Linked DNA regions of Homo sapiens: regions 1, 2 and 4 are each linked to region 3. A link is an interaction called in ENCODE POLR2A ChIA-PET data of the cell type or tissue named here. Cell type or tissue: GM12878. All regions are shown on one strand. Each heading gives the region's core, and the rest is flanking DNA. Links, peaks and the distances in the headings are about the cores only. Region 1 overlaps PLXNC1 (plexin C1). Region 2 overlaps LOC643339 (a long non-coding RNA gene). Region 3 overlaps LOC643339 (a long non-coding RNA gene). Region 4 overlaps LINC02413 (long intergenic non-protein coding RNA 2413).

Evidence for each region. Peaks named below come from ENCODE experiments on the same cell type or tissue, not always from the same donor. Only the 100,000 strongest peaks of a DNase experiment are listed, where the experiment ranks them.
Region 1: POLR2A ChIA-PET joins it to region 3 with 7 read pairs; 1 of 35 experiments calls an interaction of 5 or more read pairs at or near these places.
Region 2: POLR2A ChIA-PET joins it to region 3 with 5 read pairs; 2 of 35 experiments call an interaction of 5 or more read pairs at or near these places.
Region 4: POLR2A ChIA-PET joins it to region 3 with 5 read pairs; 2 of 35 experiments call an interaction of 5 or more read pairs at or near these places.

Annotation. Positions count from the first base shown.
Region 1 is chr12:94,268,687-94,274,323 of GRCh38, forward strand. The region is part of intron 21 of PLXNC1 (plexin C1); the gene reads left to right. It also overlaps a transcript of CEP83 not described here. Among named protein-coding and RNA genes, the nearest start is that of PLXNC1-AS1, 95 kb to the left of the region's middle. In GM12878, for the core only: no CTCF peak of the experiment used is centred there; a DNase peak (open chromatin) is centred at 2,897; H3K27ac peaks cover 1,039 bases.
Region 2 is chr12:93,104,397-93,110,033 of GRCh38, forward strand. The region is part of intron 3 of LOC643339 (a long non-coding RNA gene); the gene reads right to left. LOC105369908 (a long non-coding RNA gene) reads left to right here. Exons shown (of 4, transcript NR_188219.1): 4 at 2,912-4,218. Among named protein-coding and RNA genes, the nearest start is that of LINC02412, 67 kb to the right of the region's middle. In GM12878, for the core only: no CTCF peak of the experiment used is centred there; no DNase peak of the experiment used is centred there.
Region 3 is chr12:93,243,124-93,248,760 of GRCh38, forward strand. All of the region lies in intron 2 of LOC643339 (a long non-coding RNA gene), which reads right to left. Among named protein-coding and RNA genes, the nearest start is that of LINC02412, 72 kb to the left of the region's middle. RefSeq lists an enhancer at 579-838. In GM12878, for the core only: no CTCF peak of the experiment used is centred there; DNase peaks (open chromatin) are centred at 468, 1,198, 1,718, 2,628 and 1 weaker place; H3K4me3 peaks cover 1,818 bases; H3K27ac peaks cover 3,901 bases.
Region 4 is chr12:93,005,872-93,011,508 of GRCh38, forward strand. LINC02413 (long intergenic non-protein coding RNA 2413) reads left to right here. Exons shown (of 4, transcript XR_945212.3): 3 at 223-358. The region is part of intron 3 of LOC643339 (a long non-coding RNA gene); the gene reads right to left. Among named protein-coding and RNA genes, the nearest start is that of LINC02413, 18 kb to the left of the region's middle. RefSeq lists an enhancer at 2,096-2,405. In GM12878, for the core only: no CTCF peak of the experiment used is centred there; a DNase peak (open chromatin) is centred at 2,369; H3K4me3 peaks cover 408 bases; H3K27ac peaks cover 2,477 bases.

The DNA.
Region 1 (5,637 bases), core at 396-5,395, 1.0 Mb after region 3:
GGGGTTCAAGCGATTCTCCTGCCTCAGCCTCCCAAATACCTGGGATTATAGGCACCTGCCATCATGCCAGGCTAATGCTTGTATTTTTAGTAGAAACGGGTTTTCGCCGTGTTGGCTAGCCTGGTCTTGAACTCCTGGCCTCAAGTGATCCACCTGCCTTGTCCTCCCGAAGTGCTGGGATTACAGGTGTGAGCAACTGCATCCGGCCGATAATAAGACCTATTGCTCTGCTGGGTTTTTTTCCCCTTTGCAAAATTTTGAACATGTTTGATTTTGTTGATGGAGTATCTCAGACTCACTCAGCTTACGTTTTGTCAAGAGTGGAACTTTGGAGGAGTTAGTGAAAGTTTGAGGATTTCACATGGGAGAAGGGACATTTGCTTCACTTTCAGGAAGAGATGAGAAAAACCAATAACTCGTAGCAAGCGTGCTGAATTAGCAAGAGAAGGTTGACTTGTAATCAAAGTTAAGTGTGAAATGGTTTTTTGAACTCTTAGAAAACGAGCTTGCCAATCTGCTGTATCTGAGAGAGAGCATCTTGGCACCCTGGAAAACTGTTCCGACAAAAATATTATTGCCTTCATTCTCCTATCTATAAGAAAGTTTTCAAGATTATTAGAAATTCTTGAAAAAGCACAAGTACATGCCTGCAGAAATATTAATGCCTCCAATTTGATTTATTGAAGGTTTATGCCAGCCTACCCCAGTCTGTCTCTTTCTCTAGCAGTTACCATTTTGGGACAATTACGTTTAATAAAATATCTCATATACAACAGAGCCCTAGGTGTCTCCACCAGGAGTTTCTTACTAGTATACTTCCTTTAACAGTGCTCTGCCTACCAGTGCTGGCTGCTTCTGTTCCATTTAGTTTGTCCTTGCAGAAGATCCATTAGCCCCGTAATTAAACAACCCACTGTCCCGATTAAGTCATTCTCTGTTACTTCAATTACATTCCATTGTTCATTAAATCCTGATGTTTGCACTTCAGCAATCTTGTTTTTAATACTCCTACCATTTGTGGAGAAACAGTGAAGTTAATTAACAATTCTTGAGCTTTTTATTTTTCTCTCTACCATAGTGCAAATCATTTCCATTATGACTTGCAATAGTACTGAAACCATTACTAACTTCATAGTTAGTGTTCTGAGCTTCCTGATCAAAGAGTGAAACCACTTTTTACAATCATTTTAGGTAAGTCATTCCCTCGTTGATGGCAAGTCATGGAAAATGAAAAATTAACATGTAATGGGTGCTTTAAATGACTTTCCTCTTCATACACTTTCTTCTCATGCCTGTAATCTTGGAATTAGAAAATAATTTAGTTATCTAAATATAAAAGTATTTACTTTTTTTCTTTATAGCTCAAATGTGACTCTATTATGTTATTGTTAGGATCATTATTTATATTTGTACCCCTCAGAGAATGGTAAATTTTATCACAAGTCATGGCGGAGATAGAAAGCATTTTCCAGATTTGTCTTGTTGCTATTGTCAAAGTTAGCATTCCATTTGAAGGTACTGTTATCTAGAGCAGGGACCAGCAAACAACAGCCTGTGGGCCAAATGTGGCCCCTCTGCCTATTTTTATAAAGTTCTATTGGAACACCTGTTCATTTCCTTATTGTCTATAGCTGCTTTCCTGCTACAGTGCAGAGTGGAGTAGTTGTCACAGAGATCATATGAGTTTTAAGTCTTAAATACTTTCTGGCCCTTTGCAGAAAGTTTGTTGGCCTTTAATCTAGAGCTTGACATAGTAGAGAATAGGAACCAGAATCCTCCCTCCCACAAACCCACAAACAGGTTGGCCTCTTTCCTCCCCTTCTGGGACACAGCAATGGAAATGCCTTGCCACTATTTACAAGTCTGAAACTCATGGGGCTCTTTGCCAACACACAACACCCACCCCCACCCCCAACCCTGCACCCGCAAATACTGTGAATACTAAAATCAGTTATCTTGGGCTAAATCAGACAGCTCTTCATACTTGATTCTAGGATGGACAAAACGTTAGCAAATGCTAGCAAGTATAGAAAAATTGGTGAGAGAAACCTAAATTTGAGAAAATTATCTCCATTACTTTTTTTTTTTTTTAAATGGAAAAAGGCTCTCGTTACCCTGTCCTCCACCCCTTACTCTTCTGTTAGAGTAGCAGATCCCTTGATCCAGGAAGCTGTGATTTATGGATCTTTGTGGGGAAAGGAAAAGGGGAGCAGAGTGAAGAGGGGAGGCTGGATGGGCAAGCGCAGCTCAAAGGGGAACGTCAGGCAGAATGTCCCAGGGCTGCTGACTCTGGCTTGGAAAGAAGCTTAGATCAGAAGTTTCCCTCAGACTTGCACTTCTAACTGGCCTCATGCTGCTTCTACGGAACTTCTGAAACTGAATTTTCTTTCTTGTTTCTTCTCTCTTTAATTCAGGTTGGTATAAGAACTAGGCTTTTCTCTTGACTTTCATTCGGCCCTGAAATAAAATTAGAAATATATTTTATAGGTTTTATTTAATGAAAGCAATTATTGCTCCAAGGCCTTTTATGATAAAGTTGCCAGTTTGTAATAAATTATCTTACAGTTACTTTCTAGGCATTATAAGGTATCACAGAAAGGAGGCAGCAACGTTCCTGCTTTTATTAGCCAAGAATATGGTTGAGGAGACAGTGAGGTAGCCAGATCATCTTCCCATGTGGGAAAAGACCTGTTCCCCTGCCCTTGATTCATCCTGCCAGCCCCCTGCAGCCTTATCCTCTCTGCCTCCTCAATACCCAAAACCACCAAATCATGTGACGGGACGATGGGTAAAACCGGTAGTGAAAGGGGAATGCAGTTACATGTTCCCAGGCCGTGTGCAGAAGAGGTGGGGTTTGGAGTCTGATAGTCTTGGGTTTGAATCTGGGCTCAGCCACTTTACTCTGGGCAAGTCTCTCAACCTCTCAAAACCTGTTTCCTCTTCTGTAAACAGGCAATGACCAAAACCTGCCCTCGCATATTTGTGGTGAGGTCAGAAAATAATACATGTACCACGTCTAGCCATCTTTCCTGGTGTGAAGTAGGTGCTCATTCTTTTTTGATTCAGTTTTCCTTGTCTGAGGTGTGCTTTTCTCTTGTCTCCTGTAAGCTTCACTAAGCAGAAAGTGTCCCGTCAGTATTCTTTTTGGTTGGTTATTTATTGATGATGTGGGATGTGGGGGAGTTGATTAGCTGATTCCATCATCATGAAAAGCATTTCTTGGGTGCCTGTGTGCTTATGTTCTTGTTAAAAATGTTACATATGACCGCTGTGATGGGGTGTTTACAACCTGTGGCAGACAGTATCCCATTGGGCAGATGTGAACAGGAGACGACCGTGATAACCTGTGAGAGGCTGATGGCTGACATGCTACAAAGGGGCCAGGCCTTTCCAGCCTGGCCCTCTTCCCGGGCCTTCTGGACCATACATTTTCCAATAGTCTTTTCTTTCTCATAACCCTCCTTGGTAATAGGCATCATTCCCAAATCAATCAGGATGCAGTTCAGTTGTACAGAACAGAGACCCAAGATGTCTGTGGCTTCAGCAACAGAGAAGCTGAGTTCTCTCCCTGGTGGCATTCTGGGTGGGCAGTGCAGGGCTGGTAGAGCAGCTGCTCCTCTCTTGTCCTCATATTCTAAGTGTCTGCTCACCCCAGCCTCATTCCCCATCCCAGCCAGCAGGATGTAAGCAGGGCTGTAGAAAGGAGGGCAGATGGTCACCAGCCATCTTTTAAGGAAGTGCCACATAACATATCCACTTAATGTCATCGGCCAGGACTTAGTCATAACCAGAACATGTCCTGACTCTGAGCTGCGAAGCCAAGAGGCCAGCTCTGGGTCACCATCTCCCAGTGCCTCCTGGCCCTGCCATCCTAGTCACAAGATGGCTGCCACCGCTCCAAGCACTACTCTCCCTTTTGTTCGGATCGAAGACTTCCCACTGGGCATGGTGGCTCACACCTGTAATCCCAGCACTTTGGAGGCCAAGGTGGGAGGATCATTTGAGCCCACTGAATCTGGAGCATACTGGCCACACCTGGCAGCAGCAGAGGCTGGGAAATGTCACCTTTATTCTGGGTGAACAGAAGCTCTGTAAAAATGTCCTTGGGTGGCACCGGAGGCACAGGGTGCTCCAGATTCAGTGGGTTCTGTGGGGTTCAATATCAAGCTGGGGTGAGGAGGTCAAGCCTCCTCTACCAGATCGCCTATGTCCAGCCTGTCTCCTGGGAGGGCATTCATTGAGGCCTTCAAGCAGAGGGGAACTGCCCTTGGGAGGCTCATCACCTTGGCTGGCCTCTTCGCTTCGCAGCCCAGAGTCAGGACACGTCCTAGTTATGACTCCCACCGGCTCCATGATTTTGGACATGCTTCTAAATCTCTCTGGTCTCGGTTTCCTCATCCATTAAATGAGGCTAATAATGGCACCTACTTCATAGAGCAGTTGTGAGGATTGAATGAACCTATAATTGCATTCCCAGTACGTGATAAGCACTCAATAAATGCTGGTCCTTATTATTACAAATCTAGAACCATATTCTTTTCTTTACCATATTTTTTTCCTATGAATAGTACAGGGACTCTCTTTCAGGTGGCAGGAGGTGGTTTTGGGAGGCAGGCCTGGGCTACAAGTCCTCCACCCATACTTCCACCCAAAGAAGGTGGGATTTTTTTCTGTAGACTTCCTGACCTGATAGCCTGAGTGAGTGATTGAAGCTTCCTGCTCACCAGTCTAATTAGAGACTGGAAGCCAAGTGTCTCCATGGTCTAGGGGCCTCCCTCATGAACTACAGCTCTTTGCGACCCAATTCAAATGCTGCCTCCTCCATGCAGCCTTCCTTGATTTCTCTGTTTGAAAACCCCCTGCCGACCTAAAAGAGGTACCTCTCTAAATCCCTAAAATGCTCCGTCTGTACCTCCCACATTCTACCTGGCATTAGAATGTGTTGTATATGCCCCACAGTTCTTCTACTAGTCTGCTAGTACTTCCCAAGCAGGATGAGTACAGGTTCTGATTTGTATCACCTACAGTGCCCTGCACACAATAGGTGCAAAGTAAATGGTCATCAATAGACGAATCTACCTCAGCATCCACAAAATGAGCTCTGGCAGTTTGGCACATGCAGCTATAAGTAAGAGAAAATTGAACTAAGGATGCCTGAAATAGTAAGAGCATGACTTGCCTCTTAGAGCAGAAAGTCTGGAGGGAAGGAGCTCCAAGCCGGTCCCTACATTCCGTGGTGTCAGAGCTCTGCGTCACCATCTCCCAGTACCTCCTGGCCCTGCCATCCTAGTCACAAGATGGCTGCCACCGCTCCAAGCGCTACTCCCCCTTTTGTTTGGATAGAAGACTTCCAACAGGGTGTGGTGGCTCACACCTGTAATCCCAGCACTTTGGGAAGCCAAGGTGGGAGGATCACTTGAGCTCAGGAGTTCAAGACTAGCCTGGGCAACACAGCAAGACCCTGTCTCTAAAAAAAAAAAAAAAAAAAAAAAAAAAAAAAATTTAGCCAAGCATGGCAGTGTGCACCTGTAGTCTCTGCTATGTGGGAGGCTGAGGTGGGAGGATTGCCTGAGCCTGGGAGGTCGAGGCTGCAGTAAGCCATGATCACTGCACTTCAGCCTGGGCAACAGAGTGAGA
Region 2 (5,637 bases), core at 199-5,198, 140 kb before region 3:
TTCAAGACCAGTTGCTCTTTAATCTTTTTGGATCCCAATCACTTTCATCATCTGATGAAAGATATGGGTCCTTGTCTCAGAAAAATGTGTATATGCACATTCAGACCAATGACTGCATTTAATTTCAAGAGACTTCTAGATCCCCTAAACCTGACTTCAGATTCACTAGGGACCCATGGGCCACAGGGCAAGAAATCTTGTTTAAACTATTAGTTCATCTCAGATAGCTATGGTATCATAGCCATCTCTGAAGCTCAGCATTTAGTATGGGGCCTGAAACGTAGCAGGCATTGCATACATCTTGGTAGAATGATTGAGTGAATGAATGAATGAATGAATGAATGAATAAGTAGATGAATGAAATAAATACAACTTGAAGTTTATGTCCTACTCAGCACATTGGGAGCATCCTCTTCTTCTTATGAAATACTGTATTAATGTAAGCTGAGTAGTATGTCAGGAAGGAATGCCTTTACCCAGATGATGTTTAATATATCCATCAACATAATTGATGGGCACACTGTCACCTTCTACATCCGGAGCTAGAAGGCCATTATACCACCAGTTACATGCAAATGAGAACTTGGAATGACATAGCCTAGAAGAACAGCTCTACTTTCCTAGTAGATATAGAAATGAAAAGCAACTATGTTTTCTACCTGAAATATATGTGTAATGATTATTTTGAACTGTAAGCTACTTTTTCCTACTATATAACTTGAAGGCAAGGTTATGTGACATAGCTTTGTACCTGCCCCCCTTGCTCACTGCCAATCTAAGTGTGTTACAGATAGAGAGATTTTAATTAAACTTATCTCATGGACTGTAACGTGGGTAGAGAAGACCTGCTTTTTGGTTTGTCGGGTGATGGGGGAAAATAAAAGGGAATTATAGCAGAATATAATGATCTCAAACTTTAAGTATTGAAGTCATTGTTTCAAACTGATTACATCTAAAAGTAAGAGTCAATTCTGTGAGCTATTTTTTTTATTTCTTAATTCTTGATCATAAAACTCCCATATAGTCCAGGCATAGTGGCTCAAACCTGTAATCTCAGCACTTTGGGAGGCTGAGGCAGGAGGATTGCTTTAGGCCAGGAGTTTGTGACCAACCTGGGTAACATAGCAAGACCTTATCTTTACTAAAAAAAAAAAAAAAAAAATTAGTCAGGAGCGGTGGCATGCACCTGTAGTCCTAGCTACTTGGGAGGCTGAGGCTGGAGGATTTCTTGAGCCTGGGAGATCAAGGGTGCAGTAAGCTGTGATCATGCCACTGCACTCCAGCCTGGGCAACAGAGTGAGACCCTGTCTCAAAAACAAAAAATAAAACCAAAAAGCCTCCTATATAAAAAGCTGTGCTTCAACCTAAATCTTCAATAATTAGAATTGCAAGGTATGGCAAACAATTGCAGTTTTCACGTAGACAGTCTTCCCCTCCTTGTGGATCCCATGCCCTGGTAGCGCAAGAAGAACGAGGGCCCAATTCACTCACAGTGCAAAACTTATGGGGTTCCATTTGTCTCAGTACTTCCTTATGGGTACCAGTGGCATAAAATATTGTATGGTGCTTCCACCCAAGGAGCATGAACATTCTCTCATTAACATATTTAAAGCCCAGTAACAGAAAATCCATACTTGGCATGTGACATAGCTAACCCTAAAAACCTAATTTTTGCTAGCTCTTGAGTCACTTAGCTTACCTAAGCATAACATTTATTTTATCTTTTTTTTTCTTTTTTGATACAGGGTCTTGCTCTGTCACCCAGGCTGGAGTGCAGTGGCGCAATCTAGGCTCACCAGAGCCTCGACCTCCCAGGCTCGAGCTATCCTCCCACCTCAGCCCCTGAGGAGCTAGGACCACAGGTGTGCGCCACCACACCCAGCTTATTTTTGTTTTGTTTTGTTTTGTTTTGTTTTGTTTTGTAGAGATGAGGTTTCACCATGCTGCCCAAGCTGGTCTCCAACTTCTGGGCTCAAGCGGTCTGCCCTCCTTGGCCTCCCAAAGTGCTGGGATTACAGGTATGAGCCACCACGCCCAGTCACATTTATTATTATTATTTTTTAATGTGATTTAGCATATTGCTGCTGTATTCAGCATGTGCCTGGGGTGAAGGACAGTGAAAAAATAATTTTCTAGCTCGGCACAGTGGCTCATGCCTGTAATCCCAGCACTTTGGGAGGCCGAGGCAGGCAGATCACCTGAGGTCAGGAGTTCGAGACTAGCCTGGCCAACATGGCAAAACCCCATCTCTACTAAAAATACAAAAATTAGCTGAGCATGGTGGCACATGCCTGTAATCCTAGCTACTCAGGAGGCTGAGGGAGGAGAATCACTTGAACCCGGGAGGAAGAGGCTGCGGTAAGCCAAAATCACATCACTGTACTCCAGCCCAGGCAACAGAGCAAGCTCCATCTCAAAAAAAAAAAAAAAAAGAATTTCCTGAATACCTTTATGAGGCAAGGACTTTCCAAAGATTATCTTATTGTATTAGTCTGTTCTCATGCTGCTAATAAAGACATACCTGAGACTGAGTAATTTATAAAGGAAAGAGGGTTACTTGACTGAGTTCCACGTGGCTGGGGAGGCCTCAGGACAGTTACAATGACAGTGGAAGGGGAAGCAAGCACATCCTTCTTCACATGGCAGCAGCAAGGAAAAGTGCCAAGCAAAAGGAAAGGGAGAAAAGCCCCTTAAAAAACCACAGGATCTTGTGAGAGCTCACTCACTATCATGAGAACAGCATGAGGGTAAATCCCCCATGATTCAATTACCTCCCACCGGGTCCCTCCCACAATAGGTGAAGATTATGGGAACTACAATTCAAGATGAGATTTGTGGGGACAAAGCCAAACCATATCACTCATCCTAAGGATTTTCTTTTTTCTTTTTTTTTTTTTGACCCATTTTACAGACCAAGAAATTGAGCTACAGTGAGGTCACACAGCCGAGAATCACACAGTGAAGAGTTGGGATTTGAGCCTGGAATACTCTGACCTCAGAGTCTGGATGCTAGTCTCTTGCTGCCTCCCCTGTGTTATGAGGTCATGTCTAAATCACCTCCGTTACTGAAAATGCTTGTGAAAGACCTATTCTGCTGGATAGAGCAGTCACCTTAGTCAAATATGATCCAAATGTTGCCATTAGGTCCTACCCAACCCCATCAAAGATCAGAACCTGGAGGTGTGGTAACTCCCTCCAGTCCAGAAAAAAAAAAAAAAAAACAAACCCAGTAGGTCAGAGTAAGGAGCTGCTCTGAGCCATCAGTGGGAGGGTTAAGTTAAAGAATAGAAAGATGTAACCTGACCCAAAACTTAGCTCTCATTTTCAACAGGCAAGAGCTCCTTGCAGGGTGACCTTGACTCAGACCCACAATTTCATCTTTTTTTTTTGTTTTCTTTTTGGAATGGCAATAACAATGTCTGCCCAGCATCCACCACTTTAAGTTGGTGTTTACAATAGAACTGACACAGCCCTTTAAGCAGGCTCTTGCGTGCAGAGTTAACTCTCCCCTTGCACACAGAGCAGATCGTCAGGCTCCCTCCAGCCCCAGGACCTTTCTCTAACCATAAAAAGGCAATTGTACCTCTAAACCCCAAATCCTTACCTATCCCTGCTGCACCCAGCTGTGCAAGGTGAGTCCTAGGAGGTCACATCCCACATGATTCCACGTTTTCTCATCAGTATCCTTTGCTAGTTCCAGATATTGCAACATCACTACTGTTCAAGATTAGAACTTAAGAACTTGAAAAGGTCAAGAAAGATGTGGTGCCTTGTCTCCACATCAAGTAAACAGTCCGTGGCATTGGCCTCTGACAAATGACAACAGACTCACGGGGCAGCAGTTGAGGAGCTGTGCTTACATGATACTTACCATCCTGAGAAGCATGGATGTATGGGGATACCCATACCCTGGTAACCCAACCCCATGGGCTCAGACAGTGTTGAACACTAGAGAATCTTCATCATTTGCTCAGCTGTCACCACTTCCACAGATGCAAGAAATGGCCGATGGTTCTAGAGGATGACCCCAGCCTCTCAAATAGAAAAGGGAGTGTGTTAGATGTCATCCAGCCAGTCGTATAGAAAGGTGGACTTTAAGAAACTGTGGTTAATGTTGGAAGGAAACATAAGGCAGCTTTTAAAGCTATTTTCATAGTCTTCAAAGAGAAATAAATGACCAGCGCCGACGGCTGCAGACAGCAGGACAGGCAGCCTGACGGAGCTCTGTATTCACTTTATTCTAATCTGTTGGGGGCAGGGGAATTCATGGGTCCACACTCTATGAATCCATGGGTCCACAGACTAATTACATCATACATTGTCTGATTAATCCTCCCGATAATTGATCCTGCTCTGGCATGAGATAGCTGTGTGACCTTGAACCAATCATTAACCTTTGGGCCTGTCCTCTTCTAATGCCAGGGTAAGAATTATCAACATATATGTTGAAATCCCCAAGGATTATGCCAAGGAATGGAACAGAGAGGAAGACAGTGAGACATGTTGAGGGGGTAGAGGACTTGGATAGAGAAGAGTGAGGCAGAGAAGCAGCGTAAATAAGTGGGAGAATATCTAGGGAGAAAAGGAAAGACAAATTCAATAAGCAGTTTCAAAGCATGAGCCTCAAAATAAATGTCTTTCTTCCTTGCAATATTACTGTTTTGTACTGGCTTAAGAAGCTAGACTATCTCCTGTCTGCAGAAAACAGACAGGATAACAGGAAACAGTTTTGGATTCCACAGTGATTATAGCTACTTAAGTTTGACTTACCAAATACTGTCTCAAACAGATGGTATGTAACATTTGATTAAGGGCTTATCCTGCAAGCCCGACAGGGAACATTTCTTTCCCTCTTAATATAGAAAAAATGTAGAGAAGAAGGGAAATAAACTGACGATCTTGCCCATGTTCCATGTATACCAACGTTTATGCCTTTTCTAAAATGAATCTGTGCTTATTATGCAACTCAAGACCAAACTGCATACTGGTGACACCATAGAATTTCAGTAAAAAAGGATATTGAAGATCATCCTATATAAGCCCCTTATTTTATAGGTAAGGAAACAGAGACACAGAAAGATAAGTTTGTTTGCCCATGGTCACACTGTGGCACATCTGGGACCAGGTCTCCTGATTCCAGGTCTGGCATTCACACCAGTCTTTATATGTGCATAATGTTCAATATAGGGAAAACATACAAATCTGTCAGCACCATTACTACTAAATTAGTGCCAATCTGTGATGAGCAATTATCAGAACTTGAAGCTGATGGGTAATGCCATTCTAGTCCAGTTAATGAGCCAAAAGCTTGGTTCTTCAAAACACTTAACATTAATCAGCATTTGGCTTCAGTTTGTGACAAGTGTTTTCAAAACATCACAGACAATTACAATATTCCTAGCTTTGCCTAGTGTAAATACATGATGAAAGAAAGTCAGAATTTCATAAATGACAGTCTCCAGAATGGAAATAATGAGTCCCTTAGAGAAGGTACAATGTGTTCATCTTTCTTGCTAGCCAAAAGTAATTTGGGAACTAACGAGGTCACTGAGAAATTACAAAGTGTGAACTTCTGCTGGGTGAGGATGAAAAGGCCTCTTTTCACAGTAGCAAAGCAGAGCTAGCACGTGAGATCAG
Region 3 (5,637 bases), core at 303-5,302:
AATCCTCATGCTGTTATCTTTCTTGACTGTACCCTTCTGCTAAGATCTCCACTTAAAGGACATTGTTTTGGTCAGCACTCTGACTTGCTTGTTTTGGGTAAAGGAGAGGAAATTGACATTTACTAGACACTTTCTATGCGTCTGATGTCACATAAGACACTTTACATGCTTTATTCCATGTAATTCTAACAAGTGCAAAAAAATCATAATAGCAAATGTTTATCTAGTGTTTCCCATGTACCATGCACTGTTGTAAATGCTTTACATAGTCTCACTCTCTCAAGGCTCAAGGCAACTCTACGTGGTAGATGCTGCTATTACCCCCACTCTATAAATGAGCAAATAGAAGGATAAAGAGGTGAAAATAATTTGTGTAAGGTCACATAGACAGTAGCAGAGCCAGATCGGAACACAGTCACAGTCCATGCATCTAACCACACTACCATTGTCTGCCATTATCTGTCCTGTCAGATGAGAAAACCAAAGCTCAAAGAAGCAGCTCTCTCAAAGGCACACCGGAAGTGGAAGAACTGGTACCAGAACCCATGTCTGTCTACTCCCAAGTCCGTGTTTCTCCTCTAGACCACAGGCTCTCAGAGCATAGTTCCCAGACCAGCAACATCTGTAACAACTGGGAAACTTGTTAGAAATGCAAATTCTTGGCCCCACTCCAGATCTACTAAATCTGAAAGTCTGGCATGGGGCCCAGTCATCTCTATTTTAACAGGACTCCAGGTGATTCCCATGCAGACTAAAGTTTGGGAGGCACTCCTCTACACCATGCTGCCTTCTGTAGAGCACTGAATTTTGATTTTACCGGCAAGGACTAGAGATAGTGCTGTCTAGTGGTTAGAAGCTCTGGGAAGCTAAGAAACAACTTGGTCATGACCCAGCATATTTCACTGTCCTTGACAGTAGACAGGCCAGGGGTTGCTTTTTCCCCCCTTAGCAAATTCATGGAGCAGAAAAAGAACAGCTGCACTGTGGTCAAGAGGAAGACTGGATTCTGTCCTTGGCCATCCTTTACCCTGCTGATCACTTTTCAGATCCAGAGATTCTCAGTGCCTTTCTGTTCAATGTTCTGCTGCTTTTGCCTGCCAGCTTTGTCAGCTCCTACCTGTGACCCTTCTTGTCTTTCAACCCCTCCCACTTCAGGAGGAAGCACTTCTGTGGCAATATGTTCAGCTGATGAGCTGCCCTCCTGGTTCAGATATTGTGCAATGCAAAACATTTCTTAACAATTCCGGAAGCAAACTTTTTTTTTCTCCTTTATTGCTGTCAGGATCAGTTCAGTAGCTACACTAAAGCTTTCACCACTCACTGCTTCACTGAAAAGTTTAAGACCAGAGCGTTCTGCTGAATCAAGCTGTTGTTGAGAGGTTCAGTGTACGTATATAAAACAGAACAATAATTGATTTTTATAGAGGCTGAAAGAAAGTTAAGGAATCTTGGATGGCTCAGGGTGGGAGCTTGAAAGGCTTTTGACTCAGGATGAAGGATCACATGGTCCTCAATTTGTGCTTAATAGCTACAACATGGGGAAAGAGAGAGAGAGAGACACGGTATATAGGGGAAGAAGCTAAGTTAGCGCCAAGCTGAGTATTTTGCAGTCAGGGATCAAAAGGATACTACTTTTAAAAACCATATTTCTTCTTTAACAAACATTAATTCAAGCTCATTGAGTTTCTGTAGGTCATACGTTTCAATCCAGGATCAGCAACACAGAGTGTGTTATTTCACTTTCAATGCTGAGGGTGGGGACCTCCCCCTGCGAGAACATGCTGTATGTTGATTAAAGTTGCAAGGAGAGCTATGAAGGATCTGCCCAAATCTCCTTAATCTCTTTTTCTTCCTTCTTGATAGGTTTCTAGGGATCTGTTGGTTGAATTGTTCTGTGCTTGATATGGAATCTTGGTTTTTATTGGCCCACAGTAAAACTAATTACTACTGGAAAGGGCACCAAATTAAGATTAGCAAGCCTGACTTGATTTATCAAAATGGAATGTATGTATGTAATGGGTGAGTGTGTAGATGTTAGAATCAGGCAGAACACTCCTCAGTTTATGACCTCTCCAAAACCTGGTAGCGGCCGGGCGTGGTGCTCACGCCTGTAATCCCAGCACTTTGGGAGGCTAAGGTGGGCAGGTCATTTGAGGTCAGGAGTTCAAGGCCAGCCTGGCCAACATGGCGAAAACCCATCTCTACTAAAAATACAAAAATTAGCTGGGTGTGGTGGCACATGCCTGCAGTTCCATCTACTCAGGAGGCTGAGGCAGGAGAATCACTTGAACCCGGGAGGCAGAGGTTGCAGTGAGCCGAGATCGTGCCACTGCACTCCTGCCTGGGCAACAGAGCAAGACTCTGTCTCAAAAACAAAACAAACAAACGAAAAAAACCTGGTGGATTATCTTAAGGATTAAGTGGGAAAATACAGGTAATTCCCAACCTGCACAGCTGGGGCATTCAATACTGTTAACTGTTATCAGTGAATTCGCACTCATCGGAGTCTAGTTGGTGCCCGCCCCTGTGCTGGCGAGGCCCTGCAGGATCACAGAGGGACTCTCTGTTGGGGGCAGGCCTAGTTGCAGCTGCACTATTGTCAGCACACCTGCCCCCAACCTAGCCCTGTGACTTTCGAGAAGCTCTGTAAACCCCTAATCCTCCATACCTTCTCATCTGAAAAAACCCACATCCTCCTGGGGCTTACAGAGAGCAAGTGAATGAAATTGTCTGAAAATTTCAAATTGCTCTTCCAGGCTAATAAGAGAGTATCATAATTTGTTATATAAATAGAATATACACTTTTAAATTTCTCAATCTGATTTTAGTTGAACTTTTAGTGCTGTGGCATAATAGAAAGAATTCCTTAAATTGGGATTAGAAAACCTGAATGTAGGTCCTGGTTCTGAGATACTGCCATTTATTAGCTGTGCAACTCTGGGCTAGTCACCTAACCACCCCGGACCTCAGTTTTCTTATCTAAAAACCTGGCTAAGATTATCTACCCCTTAGGCGGATTTTTTTTCTTTTCTCTCCACACTCTGCCTACCCCACAGGTTTTTGTTTGTTTGTTTGTTTTTTGAGACAGAGTCTTACTCTGTCACTCATGCTGGAGTCCAATTGCGCAGTTTCAGTTCACTGCAACTTCTGCCTTCCAGATTCAAGCGATTCTCATGCCTCAGCCTCCTGAGTAACTGGGATTATAGGCACGCACCACCATGCCCAGCTAATTTTTGTATTTTTAGTAGAGATGAGGTTTCACCATGTTGGCCAGGCTGGTCTCGAACTCCTGGCCTCAAGTGATCCACCCACCTCGGCCTTCCAAAGTGCTGGGATTACAGGCATGGGCCTCCGTGCCCAGCCCCCTATAGGTTTTTATATCAAAAACATCACTCCAGCCTGGTCGAGAGAGTGAGATCCTGTAAAAAATAAACAAACAAACAAACAACAACAACAACAAAAAACACCTCACAACTCTACAGGCAGGAATTACTCTTCCTGGCTTGCAAATGGGCTCAGGGACTTAATTATCCAGAAGTCACACAGTGAATAACCTGAGATTTCAAACCAATACCTGAGCCCACACATGTAATCACTATTATTATCACTGTTCTTTTATTGTGCGTGCCATTTTTGGAAGAACAATGAAGTCTATTTGGGTTGACGATCCCAAATCCTCCATCTTAAATCTTCTTATTAAACTGTGTGAAAAAGTTACCATGTAATCTAAATTATGATCTGTTTTCCTACCTTCACTCCTCCAAAATAATTGCAATTATAAAACACTTGATGTAAATTAATCTCTGTTCCTCAAACTTGAGAGTTACATTAAAAAGTCTCAATTATAAATGACAGATAGATGCTGTTCCTAGAGCGAAATCTATCTTGGTTTGTTCTAGGATTTTAAAAAATATTTGATGTAGGCCAGGCACGGTGGCTCACACCTGTAATCCCAACACTTTGGGATGCCAAGGTGGGTGGATCACCTGAGGTCAGGAGTTCAAGACCAGCCTGACCAACATGAGAAACCCTGTCTCTACTAAAAATACAAAAATTAGCCGGGCATGGTGGTGCATGCCTGTAATCCCAGCAACTCGGGAGGCTGAGGCAGGAGAATCACTTGGACCCGGGAGGCAGAGGTTGCGGTGAGCCAACATCGCGCCATTGCACTCCAGCCTGGTCAACAAGAGCGAAACTACGTCTCAAAAAAAAAAAAAGAAAGAAAAAGATGTAAAATATGCCACAGAGAGAGAGAGAGAGACAGAGAGAGAGAGTCTTTAAAGCTTCCCTCACCCCATTCCTGACAAAAGCAACAGAAAAAAATTTTCCCAGGACCCAAGCTCGAGATATTCCTGATACCAGCCACCTCCACAAGCAAGGCTGCTGTCAGTGGAACTGAGAAGCTGCCAAGAAGCTAGGCCATTTCTACTCCACATTTGGTCTGAGGCCAGAGTGTTGTCTTTCAGTTTTTAGACAAATCTCCCAGGGTGATGTAGACCCAGCAATAACCATATGTGACCATCACAGCCTGCAGGAAAGAGAAGAAAGGTAAAGACGGCTTTCATAAATGGCCCTGATCTTATCTGCAAAAGCTGGACAGCTCTTTTTCCAATACAGAAGCAGAAACAGTCGAGATTAAGCTTTGCTTAGGGAGGTAGGGAGTTCTAGTTCAATGGTCCAAATCATGCTAATCAACTTCTGCAAAGGACAGTGTCCTGGAGCTGTGGGCCTTGAACAGCAAGCTCGGGTCCACAGGTTTGGCCACAGTATGACTATGCCTGTGTTATTTAAAGTTTGTCCCAAGGAGTGTTATGATGTGCTTGGTATGGGCTTCACCCCCAGCAGGCACAAGCATGTGCATGCCTCATTGGCACTGTGTCCGTATGGAGCATTGTGAAGGGACTATGTGGAAGGAACAGGAAAAAAGAGACTACTTAACATCCTTTGCTTTGCTCTGCCACGTTTTATATTTACAAGCTTCTGTGTAGAAGGATACTGATGTATGTTCTTGGCTTCCATAAGACAGTGGGGGTGACAGGAGTAAAAAGGAAGACGCCTAAAGACACTGAAGTTTCCTGGTCTATTTGGTCAACAACTATTTAATAGGGGCCCACCATGAATCAGATAAGGTACACATGCTGCAGATACAAATGACCAAGAGCAAGCCTGACTGCTGCCCTTATGGAACTTGGTATCTAGTAGGGGAGTCAGCCAACAATCGAATAGTCACATAAATGTATGGAAAATGGAAGCTGTGGCAAGTGCTAAGAAGACATGGTCATGGTGCCGTGAGCACCATTAATGGAATCTGACCCAGTCCAAGAGGTCAGCAAGGGCTTCCCTGAGAAAGTGATGCTTCAACTGAGACCTTCAAGATGAGTAGGTGCTAAGTAGTGAAAGGAATGAGGATGGGAGGCAAAATCCTGGCCAAGTGAATAGCACATGCAAAGGCCCTGTTTTGGGAGAGAAACAGCTTGGTGGAAGGTAGGAGATCTGACCTAAGTGTTACCAGGAAGGCCCCCCAACCCCTAAACACCTCTGCCTCCTAAAATTCCACCATTATTAAGGAATGCTTTGGGTTAAGATTGTTTTTCTCTTGAAATATTCCCTTTTTTTTTTTTTTTTTTTTGGGCAGGA
Region 4 (5,637 bases), core at 196-5,195, 240 kb before region 3:
GCTGTCTTTCTCCCAAATACTCTGTGTTTGGGAAAGGCTTAAACAGATAGCAAAATACACAGTGACACAAAGAGGCACACAATACACCGAGCAAGAGTTTCAGGCATTCTGAAAATGCAGGGGACATATCCCAGTAAGAATGGTAAGCCCTGGGACAGAGGGTGAGCGGTTTACATGGATCAAAGGGCTCGCTCATGATAACAACAGCCTTCTCTAAGCCAGGCACTGAATACTGTGGATACAAAGAGCCCAGAGTCATCAAGAGGAACCAGGAACTCTAACATGATGTGTGGAGCAGGCTATGCAAAGAGGGGTACCTCTCCCAGTCAGAGGCATCAGAGAAGGCTTCCTGGTGGAGGTGAGTAGGAATCACGTGCAATCGTGCAGGCGAGGCGGGGAGAGGACACTTCTGAGCAAAGAAACTGGTTAGAAAATGTACTGGTGTGTAGGGAGAAAGAGGGCCTCCAGGTCACTCAGGGTTGCTATGAGAGCACGAAGTTTAAGGCCAGGAGCAGTGAGATGACATGGAAGAGAGAGGTGGTGACTGGCTGCCTTAGGGAGCCTGGGCTTGATATTGAGCCAGGAAAATGTTTTAAGCATCCTTTAGGTTAGGGAGCTGTATGAATTAGATTCAGGTTGAGCCAAGGTTTTAGCAAGCTTCAAATGCCAAACTGAGCAAATCTTCCCTCACTGTGAGTTTGCTGTGATCACTGTTCTTATGGTTCAGAGAATAACTGTGCTGTAGATATTAGGCTCAATTCAAAGTGGAGCTGCTGAAAAATTTATTAGTGCTGGAGTGCATAGGATGCTGTTCATGCATGACTAGCATTTCAAAGGGCTGTAGATTAAAAGTGAGAGGTCTCTGAAGTCCAATTTCAAAACCCAGAGCCTCTCCGCCACTTATCTCCTACTTCGCACCAATCCTGGAATGAGTCTATAGACCACTGTAACTTCTCCTTCTCAACTTCCACATCTTTTCTTCTCTTTCTATTAGCAACCTTTATATTCCCTTTGGGTGTTTTCTTTTTCTTTCTTTTACCACTTATGATGCCCACATGGTCATACTATGGGAAATGCAGAGCTGAATCCCATTAGAGTCCATTGAGAGCCTGCTGTGCTCCAGGCATTGTTTGGGGCATTTTAAAACATTATCTCATTTAATTATCCTAGCAACAGTAAAAGGCGGGTGTCATTTTACATGAAGAATTCGTGGCACAGACAGGATAAATTACTTGCCCAAATTCACACAACTAGTAATGGACAGAGGTTTTTCACATAAGCTTTTTGGATGTGAATTGGAACACACTCGTCTCTGTGAATTCCCAAAGCTCTTGGGATAACAATACAAAACTTTGTCATGACCTACAAGGGTTTGGATGGCGATTTCTCCGCTCTCTCACCCTACAACCAAACCCAGACAATTGGCATCCAGGGCCCAAGGTCCTGGCCACTCTGGCATACTGTCTCTGGGTTTCGAAACAGTTCATTTAGGATCCTTTATATACAACGAGTTACAAATCATATTCTGTGAGTTTCTGATCTAAGTTAACAGTTCTTTCTTACCAAGGAGACGATGAACACACACACAGACAAGAAAGAGCTGCAGGGAAGTAACAATAACCTCCAACAGGTTCTTAGTTGGAACGGACCCATCACAACAGACAAACAGGAGAAAAACAGAAGTTTATTAATATGGATATTTTATACACGCATGGGGGACATCCAGAGAATGAGTTTTCAAAGAGGTGGCTTTAAGTTCCAGTTTATATATAGCATCTTCAACAAAGAACAATAGATTTTTAGACAAGTGGCAAGACAACAAGAAAGGACTTTTTGAGTTTCTGTGAGCAGGCTGGCAACTCAAGGAAAAGCAAACAAACAGCAGATAAACGCTAGTTAGGAAAGCCTGCCAATGCAAATTCCTCTGGTTCCGACTCTAGGCTGATGAGGGTCTAAAGCTGTCTTCAGTGGTTAAACTTTTCTTGAGGGAAAAGGCGGGGGTTGGTGGCCAGGATATTTTTTGCCTTTGTAAATCTATGTCCTCCTTTTGGACAAATTGAGGCAGAGACCTCTCCTGTACCTGTTTCTTCTTGAGCATCTTCAGCTCAACAATCCTTCATATTTTGGGGAAGATATTCTGGTCTCCCACAGAGCCTTTCAAAGAAGGTTCAGCTCTGGTCTGGGTTCCTCGTCTCTCACTATTATCTGAGTTTGTGTCTCCCACCCTCCTCTGAGTCCATACTGGTCTGTGGAAGAAGGCTGCTTCCCTGAATAAAGGCCCTAATGTTCTATTTGCACAAAGCTCAGTCTTTCTCTATGCTGAACTTGGCTTTATTACTAAGTGGCTGTGAGATTTTCATGTTGTCAACTCTCCTATCTCAGTTTCAGTTTCCTCATCTGTGCAAAATCAGTCATCCCCAAAGTGTTGCCCAGATCAAAAATTTTAGAATTCTATGAAGAGCTTTACCCACTAGTAGAAGAGAGAATTAATACATTCATCAACGAGGACCCCATTTGCACTATTGTCCAGTATAATTATTTAAACTTTCTATCTTTGTGGCATTTATGATTACTTATTGTAAATGAAACTGGTGTGAAGGACACACATTTTTAATGCCTTTAATTGTCATCCAAAGGCGCTTTCCAGCTGAAAAATTCCATGATTCTAAATGTGTATCATCAATTTCATGTCAGGCAGGATCAGAGGCTTGGTCAATATTATTTTTTCCACAGTGAAATTGTGTAAGGCAGGAGATCCTACTTAAGCTAACATATGTGTATCCTTCACAATGGAAGAATAAATAAAAGTATAAGTTGTGGATTTGCTAATAGTTTCTTCCTGCTAAAAATATTAACCTCTTCTATTCCTTAACAATAACTTAACACATGTAGTTTTAGCTTAAAATTTTGGGGAACTTTTGGTGTCTTGAAGTATTTTCTGCAAATTTATTTCTCATCTCCAAATTCTATGTCCCTTTTCTGAATGTTCTTGATGCTACATTTTCATGTATTCATCAACTTGAGATGTTTGGCTCCTTTTTTTTGTTTGTTTGTTTTTGAGACAAGGTCTCACTCTGTCACCCAGGCTGGAATGCAGTGGCATGATCATAGCTCACCACAGCCTCGACTTCCCTACCTTAGGTGATCCTCCCACCTCAGCCTCCTAAGTAGCTGGAACTACAGGCACGGGCCACAATGCCCAGCTAATTTTTGTATTTTTTGTACAGGCGGTGTTTTGGCATGTTGCCCAGGCTGGTCTTGAACTCCTGGGCTCAAGTGATCCTCCTGCCTCGGCCTCCCAAAGAGCTGGGATTACAGGCGTGAGCGACCACACGTGACCTTTTCTACTGTTCTCTGAGCTCCCCAACATTTTCATATTTGCCAAATCACTGTTATGTACAGAGAAATCTCCATCAACTATTTCATTATTTGAAAGAAGCGACGCCAATAAAGAATTTACTCTCTGTTTACTTGGACATAAAGAGCTACTCCAAATTAAGACCTGACATTTTCTCATCTCCTTCTTTGCAATAAAAATAAAATTGAAATTAAACTGGGATAAGTGCAACACATTGTATCTAAGCAGCCATTGTCAAACTGTTTCTAAATATCAACAGTAAAAGCTCTAATCTGAGTCAATTTTGGAATGCACATATATTCCAAAGGGAAATGAATTTTCAAAATGGTATAGGACTCAACATCGCATATTTTAGTCTTCAGGCCAAGCAGGAAAATACTAACAAGCTACTTCTTCCAATTTTGCTATTAATGCAAATTGATGTAAAACTACCTGCTATGGGCGAAACACTCAGCCTCTGCAAATGGTCTCATTCTGAAACTGTCAGTGTCAGAGAAATGGTGTTTCCCTTCCGCAGCTCATTGAAATGGAGATGGCATGGAATGGAGTAAAGGGATGGGGATCTGCTTTCTAATCAGGCAAAATTAGATTCATTTGAATTGGTGCATGGACTGAAATGAAGGGAAAATCCAACCAGTGCCTATTTTTACCTCCTTAGACAGCCTTTGAGCAGCTAGGCATAGTAAAACCATACATGCTAAAATTTCCCACATTGATACAGAATTCATGAGGAAATTATTTTCACACTTTAATGGAATGGGTCTATTGCTTACATTATACAATGTAAGGGAAAAAATTACTAAACTCAGAAGCACATTTCCATATTTCTCATCAACTTAGTTTCTTTGATACAAACATAAGAAGCTACCCCAACTATTACAGAGCACATTTTGCAAATTTCACTAATGCATCGTACTCATGTGACATCAAAAGCAAAAATATCAAAGCAAACACACAGACAACAAATGAAAGCAAACCTTTATAGTGTATCATTCAGTGAAAAATACATGTTCTAAAGAGTTGTGATATATGATACTACGGAACTATAATATATTCCAGTTTCTACAATTTCAGTTCTTTTCAGATTTGGTGTTTATAAAATAACCTAGTAAAGAAGTGGTAGGAGAAAGTGAAATTTTACACAGTGGATTATGTGAAACACAAACTAATGAAACCAGCCAAAGTTTCTGAGTTCTTTTTTTTTCCCAGCCTTCCCCCAGCCAAATGAGTTTTTAATTCATATAGGATTTTTAAAAATCATTTATTTAATTCTCCTATATTTTAGAATAATAGCGTTCCTAGGTTAGTAGTTTTCAGACTTTAAGTTTTCAGGACAGCAAAATTTCCCAAGGCAGTAGAAAGAGCTAACATAGAGTTGCCAAACTGTTAATTTTGCCAATAACAACAATAACAAAAAGCTACCATTGCCATCATTTCAGACAGGAAAGGATATTTCCACACCAAAAATGTAGGAAGTTCATAATGTCAGAATACAAAAGAGCTCTTCCCAAGAAATACAATTTGTTAACCGTAGATAATTTTAAAGGATATACTTATAGTTTTATATACATTTAGAAACATTTATAACATTAAAATTTATTTTATACTACAACAAATATTATGTTCCCTTGGTACAATTTTTTTTTAATTTGATAGCACTATATGTATTTCATACTCTGGTATTTGATAGCACCCATGATGAAGGGCTCTAAGGTGTCATTTGTTTTGGTGTTATATTTTTATCAGTGCCATCATGAAAAATTCTGTTTTACAGATATGAGCAAAAATAAAAACAATAGTCTTAATAGTGTTTTGTTTTTTGTTTTTGAGATGGAGTTTCACTCTTGTTGCCCAGTCTGGAGTGATGGTACGATTTGGACTCACTGCAAACTCTGCCTCCTGGGTTCAAGCGATTCTCCTGCCTCAGCCTCCAGAGTAGGTGGATTACAGGTGCCCGCCACCATGCCCAGCTAATTTTTTGTATTTTTAGTAGAGGCGGGGTTCCGCTATGTTGGTCAGGCTGGTGTCAACCTCTTTAGCTTGGGTGACTCATCCACCTCGGCCTCCCAAATATGCTGGGATTACAAGCATGAGCCACCATGCCCGGCCTAATGCCGTTTCAATTATTCTGACATAGTCTAGGCAAATCAATATGCTCAGGAACAGTAGCTCCCACATTCTCAAGTCCTTCCTTTTACCTTGCTTACAATGGGCAGGTAGAAAGGCCGGTTGAGCCAGGCCAGGTGGGTGGCTGGGACTCCGCAGGAAGTAAGCTCAGG